Linked DNA regions of Homo sapiens: region 1 is linked to region 2. Evidence: chromatin loops called from intact Hi-C (ENCODE). Cell type or tissue: natural killer cell. All regions are shown on one strand. Region 1 overlaps BCOR (BCL6 corepressor). Region 2 has its middle 39 kb from the start of BCOR.

Evidence for each region. A loop is a pair of places that touch in the nucleus more often than their neighbours do. Peaks named below come from ENCODE experiments on the same cell type or tissue, not always from the same donor. Only the 100,000 strongest peaks of a DNase experiment are listed, where the experiment ranks them.
Region 1: a loop joins it to region 2, with 5 times the contacts of the local background. A loop is called at or near these places in 1 of 110 quality-filtered maps.

Annotation. Positions count from the first base shown.
Region 1 is chrX:40,058,954-40,063,953 of GRCh38, forward strand. BCOR (BCL6 corepressor) reads right to left here. Exons shown (of 15, transcript NM_001123385.2): 8 at 4,655-4,999; 9 at 3,793-4,118; 10 at 3,186-3,440. Among named protein-coding and RNA genes, the nearest start is that of BCOR, 37 kb to the right of the region's middle. RefSeq lists an enhancer at 1-396. In natural killer cell, no CTCF peak of the experiment used is centred here; a DNase peak (open chromatin) is centred at 2,998.
Region 2 is chrX:40,134,597-40,139,596 of GRCh38, forward strand. It overlaps a transcript of BCOR not described here. Among named protein-coding and RNA genes, the nearest start is that of BCOR, 39 kb to the left of the region's middle. In natural killer cell, no CTCF peak of the experiment used is centred here; no DNase peak of the experiment used is centred here.

The DNA.
Region 1 (5,000 bases), 76 kb before region 2:
ATCAGCTCTAAGCGCCACCGACTGCTGTGCACAGATCAATCTACCCGGATCCCGGCAGCCGGCCTGGTGTCCTATCAACCCAGGGTTTATTTGCTCTGACAATTATGGCCTTCACCTGGAAACCTTCATCACTACTAGGGCTGATCTGAGGGAACATAGAAATGAAAGATGTCGAGGCTGAAGGGTAAGTCAACTCTGTTATCCTGGAGGATGGCAGGCAAGACAACAGTAACCCAACAACCAGGTCAGACGTTTTGCCATTGGCCACCGTAACACTTCTGATGTTCCCAAATGTGTATGTCATATCCCACAGTGACCTGTGAGATCTCAGGAAGGAAAAGTGGTATGAGTCTCATTCAACACTCAAGGAAGTTGAGGCCCAGAGAGGTTAAGCCCCATATTCAATTAACACAAAGTATCAGACCCATAACTCAGGTCTTTTGGCAACGGGTCTGCTGGGAAGTTTCCAAAGGCCCAATCAAGGGCCCTGGCTAGAGGGCTGCAATCCAGCCATGACCGGCATCCCTTGCACCTTTTCTGTTGGGGTCAAGCAGGCTAATGACACTCTCCTAGATGGGAGGGTGATGGGATCTTAAATGGGTGGCAACCGCTGTCACCAACAGAGAGAATGAAGAAGCCAGACAAGTCTGTCTACCCATTACATTACTTGGTTTATTCTCCACGCTGGAAATGGGAGTGTTTGAAGGGCAGCCCGCCCATTCCCAAACAAAATCAAACTGTTTTTGTTGGACAATTCTCTGTTAAGCAGCTATAAGCTGAATGACATTAACCGCAAAATGTAACCATAAAGGCCATAAACCCGACATTGTTAATTAATTAAATGCCTCATTAACTTTTTTAAAAACATGATTTATTCGATTCATAGAAAACTTAACCATCACTACTAAATGCACACACATGCGGTTCCACATTGGCATCTTAGCCTAAGAACAGACAGGTTCAACTGTAACTGGCCTTTCAGGTGGTCTATTACAGATCTGAAGACAGAGGGTGTTTCTAAACCTCAAGAACCAGATTAACAGAAAACAAAGCTTGAGCAGCCTTTTTATTGCATGTGGTATCTTTTTAGCTAAGCAGAAGACAATGATAAAGAGGGGTTTTGGGAAACCTCTCCCAAAGCTGTGCATTCATACCGTACCTTATCCTGTTAAGCAAACTGTTCTTTTATTTTAAAGGGTTTACACTGCCACATCTGAATGGACTATCATCCTAACATTTTAATTTCTGACTAAAGAAATCCCAGAAAGTTGGATTCAAAGTTGAAAGCTTTCATCTAGTAATTAAAACATTCAGCATCAAAACTGATGACCTGGGAAAGTTCTATAATGACATTTACATTTGAAGGGGAAAAGTTGTCCTTCCATAAACATTCTCAAGGCTTCTTGCACCAAAGGCCTGGTAGCCTAAGAAAGCATGGATCAGTGTTCCTTAGTCCAGGCCTGCTATAGGAAAACCACCAGAATGGAAACTGTTCCTTAGAGCACCCACAAGGGTCTCTTGAAGCTCTGGGCTCAGAAAGGTGAGACTGGCAGAAATGAAGCCAGGATCAAAGACCAGGCCAGGAGCCCTACCCCGCTATGGCCGGCAAGTTTGCTGCCCTGGAGCCCTCCCTTACCTCTGGTGTTTGCTGGAAGCACAAGTCCATTTTCCCAATCATGCGTAGGAATGAGTGGCCCTGCCTGGCACGCTGCATCTACCCTGTCCTCATAGGCGCCGCTGCTCTCAGCTTATGGGAAACCAACTGGCTGCCACTTGGGTTTAATCTGCAAGTAACTGAGCTAATTTTCAAATCCTTCTAGAGAGTTCCCTCAAAGATAATCCAGAGATATCGATAAGAAACAAGCTGGTATGAATAGACAAAGTCACATACAACCAAAAATACCTAGCTAGTGCTTCAAAGGACCATCCCACAGGTGTGAGCCAGCATCCCAGTTCCCACCCACACAATCATGCCCCAGGGTGGGCTCTGGGTCAAAGGGAGACTGGCAGCTGGGTCACCCCATCAGGAAAGGCTCAAGGCACAGCAGACTGCTGACTGCAGCATGGTTAAGGTGCATGAGCCTGGGCTCTGGCTGAATTCCGGGAGCCCACAGCTGAGCATGGCCTGGCATGGATCCTGTCGCCCGGGTGCTTCTCCACACTTCACACTCAGCCTGCTGAACCGCATTTTATTTTCACCACGACTCCTAGAGAGCTGATGCCAGCATAAAAAAAAATGTCTTTGCACTGTGGGCTATTACATCACTATCTCAACTGACAAGTGTGTGGTGGGGAGACGCACAGGGGCAGACGTAGGTTTTGAACTGTGAAAAGCGTGATTCCAATGGGAGCCAGTCCTGGAGAGGAGCCGAGTTTGGGGGGATGGGGGGAGACTGGGCTTTGGAGCCAGGCTGCTGGATTATTATCTGTTCAAATCATGTAACGCCTCTGGGACTCAGTTTCCTCATCTGAAAGCGGGAATAATATTAGTTACTACTGCACAAAGATGATGAAAGGGTGAAATGAGTTACTTTGGATCTTAGGGGCTCCGTCAACGTAAGCTATCATTGTCATGGCCCATGCTAGGAGGAGGATGAGCAGGGGGGCTGGGGAGAAGCAGTGAGTTGAGGGAAAAGTCTCAGTCCCTCCCTCCAGAGCCCTCAGCCCTAAGGCTACTGTACCCCCCCACTCAGAAAGAGACCTTAGGTCTGCCCCACCCCCCTCCCTCTGTGACCTACACAGCTACTTCCTGCCTACTCCCCCTACACGGCCACCCTTCCACCCGAAACAGTACAAGCAGCCCCAGATAGAGCTAATAACTTCTCTCCCCCTTGCTAATCAGAATCCAAAAGGGCTCATTAAAATTCCCCTAGTCGCCAAGCCCTGGGTTGTGTCAGATTTTATATCAGAGATAAGTTAGCGAGACTGGAGGATGCCGTAGCAGCCTACCTGCCTGAACACGAACTGAACATCAGAGAGGCCTTTCTTTCCACACCGCGATTGAACAAGCCACCAAAGAGACAGCAGTGAGAGTGGGGCTAACACAAACATCCTGTTGGAGCACCGGCCCAGCCCCGATGTGGAGGGGGCTGAGCTCTGCTCTCCATGTCCCTCCCCTCGCCCACCACAGTCCGCAGGCCCCGCCCCCCAGCCTGCAGCCCCAGGGAGCGCCCACAGGGACACACCTCATAGCCAAGCCTGGCTGCCCGCTGCAGAAGGGTCTCGCCAGCGTTCTTATTGACAATAAGTCTCCGTGCTTCCGGCGGCATAGGGCGAGACTGGGTGGTCTCCTGAGGGGAACTTGAGCATGGCAGCTGTGTGGACTGGGAGGCTGGTAGCAGTTGCTGCAAGCGGTCGAAGGGCTTTGGCTCCTGCTTGGCTGGTGACAGATCATAGTCCGAACTGGGCTCCGGCCGCTTTCTGAATCTCCGGACAGTCACCTATCATAAAACCAAGCAGCGCACACGGTTAAGCCCGTGTCCTTCTAACAGCCGCTGCTTCCCCTCCTCCTCCCCACGTGACAAACCTGCGTGGAGAGAGGCACTTTATTCCTTATCTTTTTTTGGGGGTGGGGGGTGCCTGTCAAAGGAGGGTTTGGGGGAAGGGATTTCATTCTTACTAGTTTGAAACTTCGCTGCCACCCAGAAGACATGCTCCTCTAGGACAGGGGAGTGACGTGTGGTGTGGGGGAGGAGTCCAGGAAAAGGAAAGCTTTGTCCCCTCAAGCTGGGAAGCAGGCAGGCGGGGATGTGTTCGCACAGGCCCCAGAGGGAAGCCGGGGTCAAGAGGTACCTTGCCATCGGCATTCTCCACGTAGTATTCCCCTGTCAGTGGCAATCCCCGCCTGGACTCCTGAGGGATCAAGTGTTTGGTTTTGCACAGTCTCTTCCCGGATGGCTTCTCGCTGTTGTCGGTGTATTTCTGCAGCAGGGAGGCAGCCTGGCAATCCTCTTCTTCGTCTGCACACAGCACATCTGTCTTCTGGTTTTCTTTAATTTTCTGCTGTTTGGCAGGCGGCCTGGAGGCTGGTGCGCAGCTTGGCTGAGCCTGCTTTTTGCCGCCTGCACTGGTGGATGAAAGACTCTTCATGGGCGGAGAGCCGGAGAACACAGGCAAGCCTAAATACGGAGGGGGTGACGGGGTGGCGGGCGGATGGGAGACGGGAGAAGAAGCGGGCGTTACACAGTTGTAGCCAGTGCAGGAAGAAAAGCCCATTGTTAACACTGATCACTGGAGCGGCTTCAGTTTTTAAAGATACACCAATTATGTTTTCAAAGCATTAATATTTTAATTATACCACATTCAAACGGCACCTAAGTTAACCCACAAAACGCCAAGTGGCAAGTTGCTTCAAAGGGCCCGGAAGAGAGGACAGAAGCTGGCTCTTCCTGCTTTCCTGCCCCCTACCCACTGGGTCTGGGTTGCTCAGGACCCAGAGACTGGAGACAGCCTGAGGCTGGAATGAAGGTGTTCAGACTTCCTTCCTGTGCAACCACGGGCAAGGACATCAAGAGAGAACTCCCTGCCTGCCACATCTTCGTTGAAGTCAATTGCTATGGCCTTCTAAGATCTCCTCAAAAGCCCTTTCCTACAGAGAGTGGATGACCCACCCTCCAGGAGCGGGGTGAACACTCAAGGGGTGGCCCCCGCATACCTTGTTCATTGTCACTGGGTTTAAGAGACTCTTCCGACCAGCTTCTGTTGCCTTTGGCCTCTGCCCTTTTCCTGCCAGGTTTCTCTTCAGTGATGTTAGTCCCCTGAGGAATGGCCTCAGGCTGAGTGGCCTGGGTCACTTCCTTCCTGCTTTGCCGGCCAGGTTTGCCATCTGCTGCCGACACCTGCTGCTCCCATCGTTCTCTAAGGTGCAGCAAGTGGCGTTGTTTTTTAGGATGGAGCCCTGTTAATTCAATGCACACCTTCAGGTTGGTCAGCTCACTATAATGTGGGTCTTCTAAGTGGTTAGAGGAACTGTTTGTCATTTCCCTCTCAGGCCAGTCATC
Region 2 (5,000 bases):
TGGGTGACAGAATGAGACCCTGTCTCAAAAACCAAACACCAAAAAATAAAAAAGGCAGTCCCCCTTCCAAGTCCAGGCTAGGATTAGTTACAGAAGATGGATCAACTCACACACCTTTGGAGCCAGGAGCCAGAATTCTCCCAAATAAGAGACTGAATCCCCATGGGGCTCCACCATAAAACATATCTGCCCCAGTGCCCCAGTCTCTTTGCTTACAAGATGTAAACCTTGATGCTGCTACCTTGAATTTTTAGACAGTGGATTCCTTTGATTAGAACCACTCTGGGCAACGGTGATGAGATTCCATTAACCATCGGAATCAATTGAACCAAGAGCTTTCCTTCCTAAAGGGAAGGGCTAGGTTCCAGTACTTGGCTGACTGCAGAGCCCTGGAGGAATTCATTGAAAGGAGGCCCAAAATTAGAAATCATCACTTTCTGCAGAGACACTTAGGAATCCCCCCCACATTATTCAAGGACAGCAAGAGAAAGGTGGGCAGAACTGGGGGGAAAAGGAGCTGCAAGGAAGAACGCGAATCTTTGGCCAGCTCATATACCTTCATACAACAGATGAAGGTGTGTCCTGCACAGCCTGCGAGACTGGCTAAAAGTCTAGCTTTTAGTCACACCTCCTGGATCCTATGCCACATCTCCAAGACATGCTTAGAGGTAAGCAAGGAAACTTGCTCGGTCTGGGGTCTCCTCTGAGCTTTCCCACCTGTACCTTTCCTGCAAGGGAAACCCCTGTAGGAAGAAAGGTCTCCATTCCATCATGGCTTTTTTCTTTTCCTTCTTTTCTTTTTTTTTTTTTGAGAAAAGAGTCTCATTCTTTCGCCCAGGCTGAAGTGTAGTGACACAATACTCGGCTCACTGCAACCTCCACTCCCGGATTCAAGTGATTCTCGTACCTCAGCCTCCCGAGTACCTGGGATTACAGGCGTGTACCACCATACCTGGCTAACTTTTGTATTTTTAGTAGAGACAGGGTTTCACCATGTTGGCCAGGCCAGTCTCGAACTCCTGACCTCAGGTAATCTGCCTGCCTCGGCCTCCGAAAGTACTGGGATTACAGGTGTGAGCCACCGCGCCCGGCCCTTCATGGCCTTTTTGTCTCTCAGCATTGGGATGGCCGGTGGCCCATCTTCCCAGGTTTCCTGAGATTGGCGGCAATGACCCAGAAGCCTCTGGTGACATCATAAACCATCTCGGGGAGGGTAATGTAATTATTGCATGGATTTATTTAAATTTAATCTAAAACTGAAGGTTTCAACAAGGGTCGTTTTATCATTTGATATATGTGTTTGTATATATAAATGTCACAGCTAGAGATACATAGTTTTGGTTTGAAACACCTGTTTCAGATTGCATTACTCTTCCCAGTGCTTCACCTCCCCCTGTGTCCACACCTTTTAGAGGTAGAGCATGCCTCTTCATCCCACCGATGTCAGGCCACATGACTTCTTCTGGCCAATAGATGTAGGCAGAAGTAACAGTGTGCAAATTTTGAGTCCCGGACTTAAGAGTCATTGCATTTGCACTCTACCCTCTTGCACTTTTGCCATTGTCATGAGAAGAACATGTCCCAGGTAGCCCACTTGTCCGTAGAAGATGAGGGACACGTGGAGCAGCTTTAGATCCAATCCACACTTGGAGTCAAGCCCTGTTGAGCACATTCTAGACCAGTGAACCACAGGTGACCCACTGACATGTATGTAGGAAATAAGTGCTTACTGATGTTTTGAGGTGGTTTGTGATACAACAGTGTTGTGACAAGAGCTTATTGATATATCGCCTGAGCACGTTACTCGGTCAACCCAAGGCTCATACTGCACAACCTACCATCTAAAAGAACACTCGTTCTACCTGCTGTAGATAGAAATAACTAACTACATAAAAGAACATTCCATCTCTCTGTAGCCTCACACCCTTCTTAATTCTTCCGAGTATTTATTACAACCTGCAATATTATATATTTTTATTGCTCATGTACTTTTTCTCTCCCCAGTAAAATGTAGTTTTATGATGTCCAAGATATTGTTTTTGTTCCTGCTATAAATGTCCAAAGCTTTGGTAGGCGTATGGTGGGTGTTAAATAATTATGTGCAAAATAGATGTCTATGGTCTTTTTTCTCCTTGGTTAATATGCCTCTTACCTAATTTACGTTCCTGTGTGCAGCTCAATGACTTTGCACTAAGCAAAGTTGAGGAAGAAAAAAACATTTTGTAGAACAAAATATGCAAACAGGAGACCTCCCAATTTTGTCCCTGATGAAGAATGAGTTCTTCTTCCCCAAAGAGCCAGTCTCCATGGTTGGGGCCCTTAGAAACCACAGCAGACCTCCAGAACTGTGGCAAACCAGCAGGTGGCTTTGCCAGTGCCATCCAATATAACCAAGACGCAGCTAAATTTCTGGATACCGTATCAGGGGCTGTCCTCAACCATAGGAGGTTTCTCTGTGTGTCACTTCACTGGGGGGAACTTCAAAGGGACTTATGTGGCTTCCAAGAGCTGTCAGAATGTTTGACTCTCTGGCATTGTGCCGGCATCACACGTTAATTAAATTATATGGCAGATACACCTCAATGTCAAAGTCAGATATTATAGCCGTCAAAGCCTAACATTAGGTGCAGTATTTTATAGCACAGAGTATACCTTTAAACAAATTCCTGGCCGGGCACGGTGACTCACGCCTGTAATCCCAGCACTTTGGGAGGCCAAGGCAGGTAGATCACCTGAGGTTGGGAGTTCGAGACCAGCCTGGCCAACATGGTGAAACCCCGTCTCTACTAAAAAAATACAAAAATTGTCACGTGTGGTGGCACACACCTGTAATCCCAGCTACTTGGGAGGCTGAGGCTGGAGAATCACTTGAACCCAGGAGGCGGAGGTTGCAGTGAGCCGATATGGAGCTATTGCACTGCAGCCTAGATAATAGAGTGAGACTCCATCTCAAAAATAAAATAAAATAAAATAAAATAAAATAAAATATAAAATAAAATAAACAAATTCCTTTATCTTTCCCCAGTCCTCTCTTGCCTCTGGCTCTTAAGACATCTACCATTCTACACTTCCTATGTGAAGAAAATTCCAGACAACTTTGTCTGTTGGGGGGCCCCAAGACTCTCTGGCTTGCCAGACAGTGGAGGTTTCTGGGGTTGCACCTACTTGCTCTCTCTAACCCTTGACTTTCTGATCTCAGGCTTTTGTGAGCCTAGGCTTCACCCTGAGAGAGAAGATCTTACCGGTCTGTGGGTAAAACAAATGCTAGCTCTTTCTTCAAAGATGGTTCTATTAGCAGGGCAGCAACTAGCCAGGCTATAAAAGGGAAGTGGACGGGGGGCGACTTTCCCTCCAAATATCTTTTTTTTTTTTTAAGACAGAGTTTCACTCTTATTGCCCAGGCTAGAGTGCAATGGCGCTATCTTGGCTCACCACAACCTCCGCCTTCCGGGTTCAAGTGATTCTCCTGCCTCAGCCTCCCGAGTAGCTGGGATTACAGGCATGCGCCATCATGCCCGGCTAATTTTGTATTTTTAGTAGAGACGGGGTTTCTCCATGTTGGTCAGGCTGGTCTCGAACTCCCGACCTCAGGTGATCCACCCGCCTTGGCCTCCCAAAGTGCTGGGATTACAGGCGTGAGTCACCACTCCCGGCCTCAAATATCTTTTTAATAAGCACAGCTAGAAACTCTCCATGAGTGGAAACTGGTCACAAGAAGCCCCTGCTACTTATGTGCTGAGCGTAGGCAATCCTCTCAGGCGAGGGACGACTACGAAGCCACATTCCCGGTTTTCTTGGGTCTCTCTCATGGTTACCAAGGAAAACTCGGAGGCCATCAACTCGGCCAAATGACTTACATGCAATCACCAAAGCAAAGTTAATACCAAGTGTGTTTAAGTCTCAAGTGTCCCTAACACCTATTAAGCACTTTCTAGATGCCAGGCACTATTTTATTATTTATTTATTTATTTATTTTGAGACGGAATCTTGCTCTGTCACCCAGGCAGGAGTGTAGTGGCACGATCTCGGCTCATTGCAACCTCCGCCTCCCGGGTTCAAGCGATTCTCCTGCCTCAGCCTCCCGAGTAGCTGGGGTTACAGGCACCCACCACCACGCCTGCCTAATTTTTGTATTTTTAGTAGAGACGGGGTTTCGCCATGTTGGTCAGGCTGCTGTTGAACTCCTTACCTCAGGTGATCTGCTCGCCTTGGCCTCCCAAAGTGCTAGGATTACAGGCGTGAGACACCGTGTCTGGCCCAGGCACTATTTTACATGCTTTATGTCCATCAACTAATCCTCCCAACATCATTAAATATATTGTATCACTACCCTCCATTTCACAGATGGGGGAAGTAAGGTGGCGAGAGTAACTGCCTCAGGTCACACAGCTGGTCAAGTTGTAGAGCCAGGTTTTGAACCCAGACAGTCTGGCTCCCCCATACTAACTACGACATAGTCTTCGCTATTTAATCCTGCAAGCTTTAGGAAATGCCCACTATGCACGAGGCACACTAATAAGGTGCTGGGGGCTGGGAGGAGGGGGATGAACAAGCAGGCAACATGTCTATGAGGGAAAAGTACTCCTAAGTAACAGTTTAAGATAAAGTTAAACTAATTCAGACCTTTGAAGGGGTTTTGAATTCTTTCCAAGGGTAGGCGTGTTGAATAAATATAATGCTTTTGAAAACCTGCCTTCATATATGGGTGTTCATTGTACTGCTCTTTCAAGTTTTCTGTGGGTTTGGGATTTTTTTCAAAATAAAATTTAAAATATATATATATATATAATATATATACATATATATATATATATATATAATATATATACATATATATATATATATATATAATATATATACATATATATATATATATATATATATATATATATATATATATATTTTTTTTTTTTTTTAAGCATCAGCCTTAATAGGCCAGGCGCAGTGGCTGACGCCTATAATCCCAGCACTTTGGGAGGCCAAGGTGGGTGGATCACGAG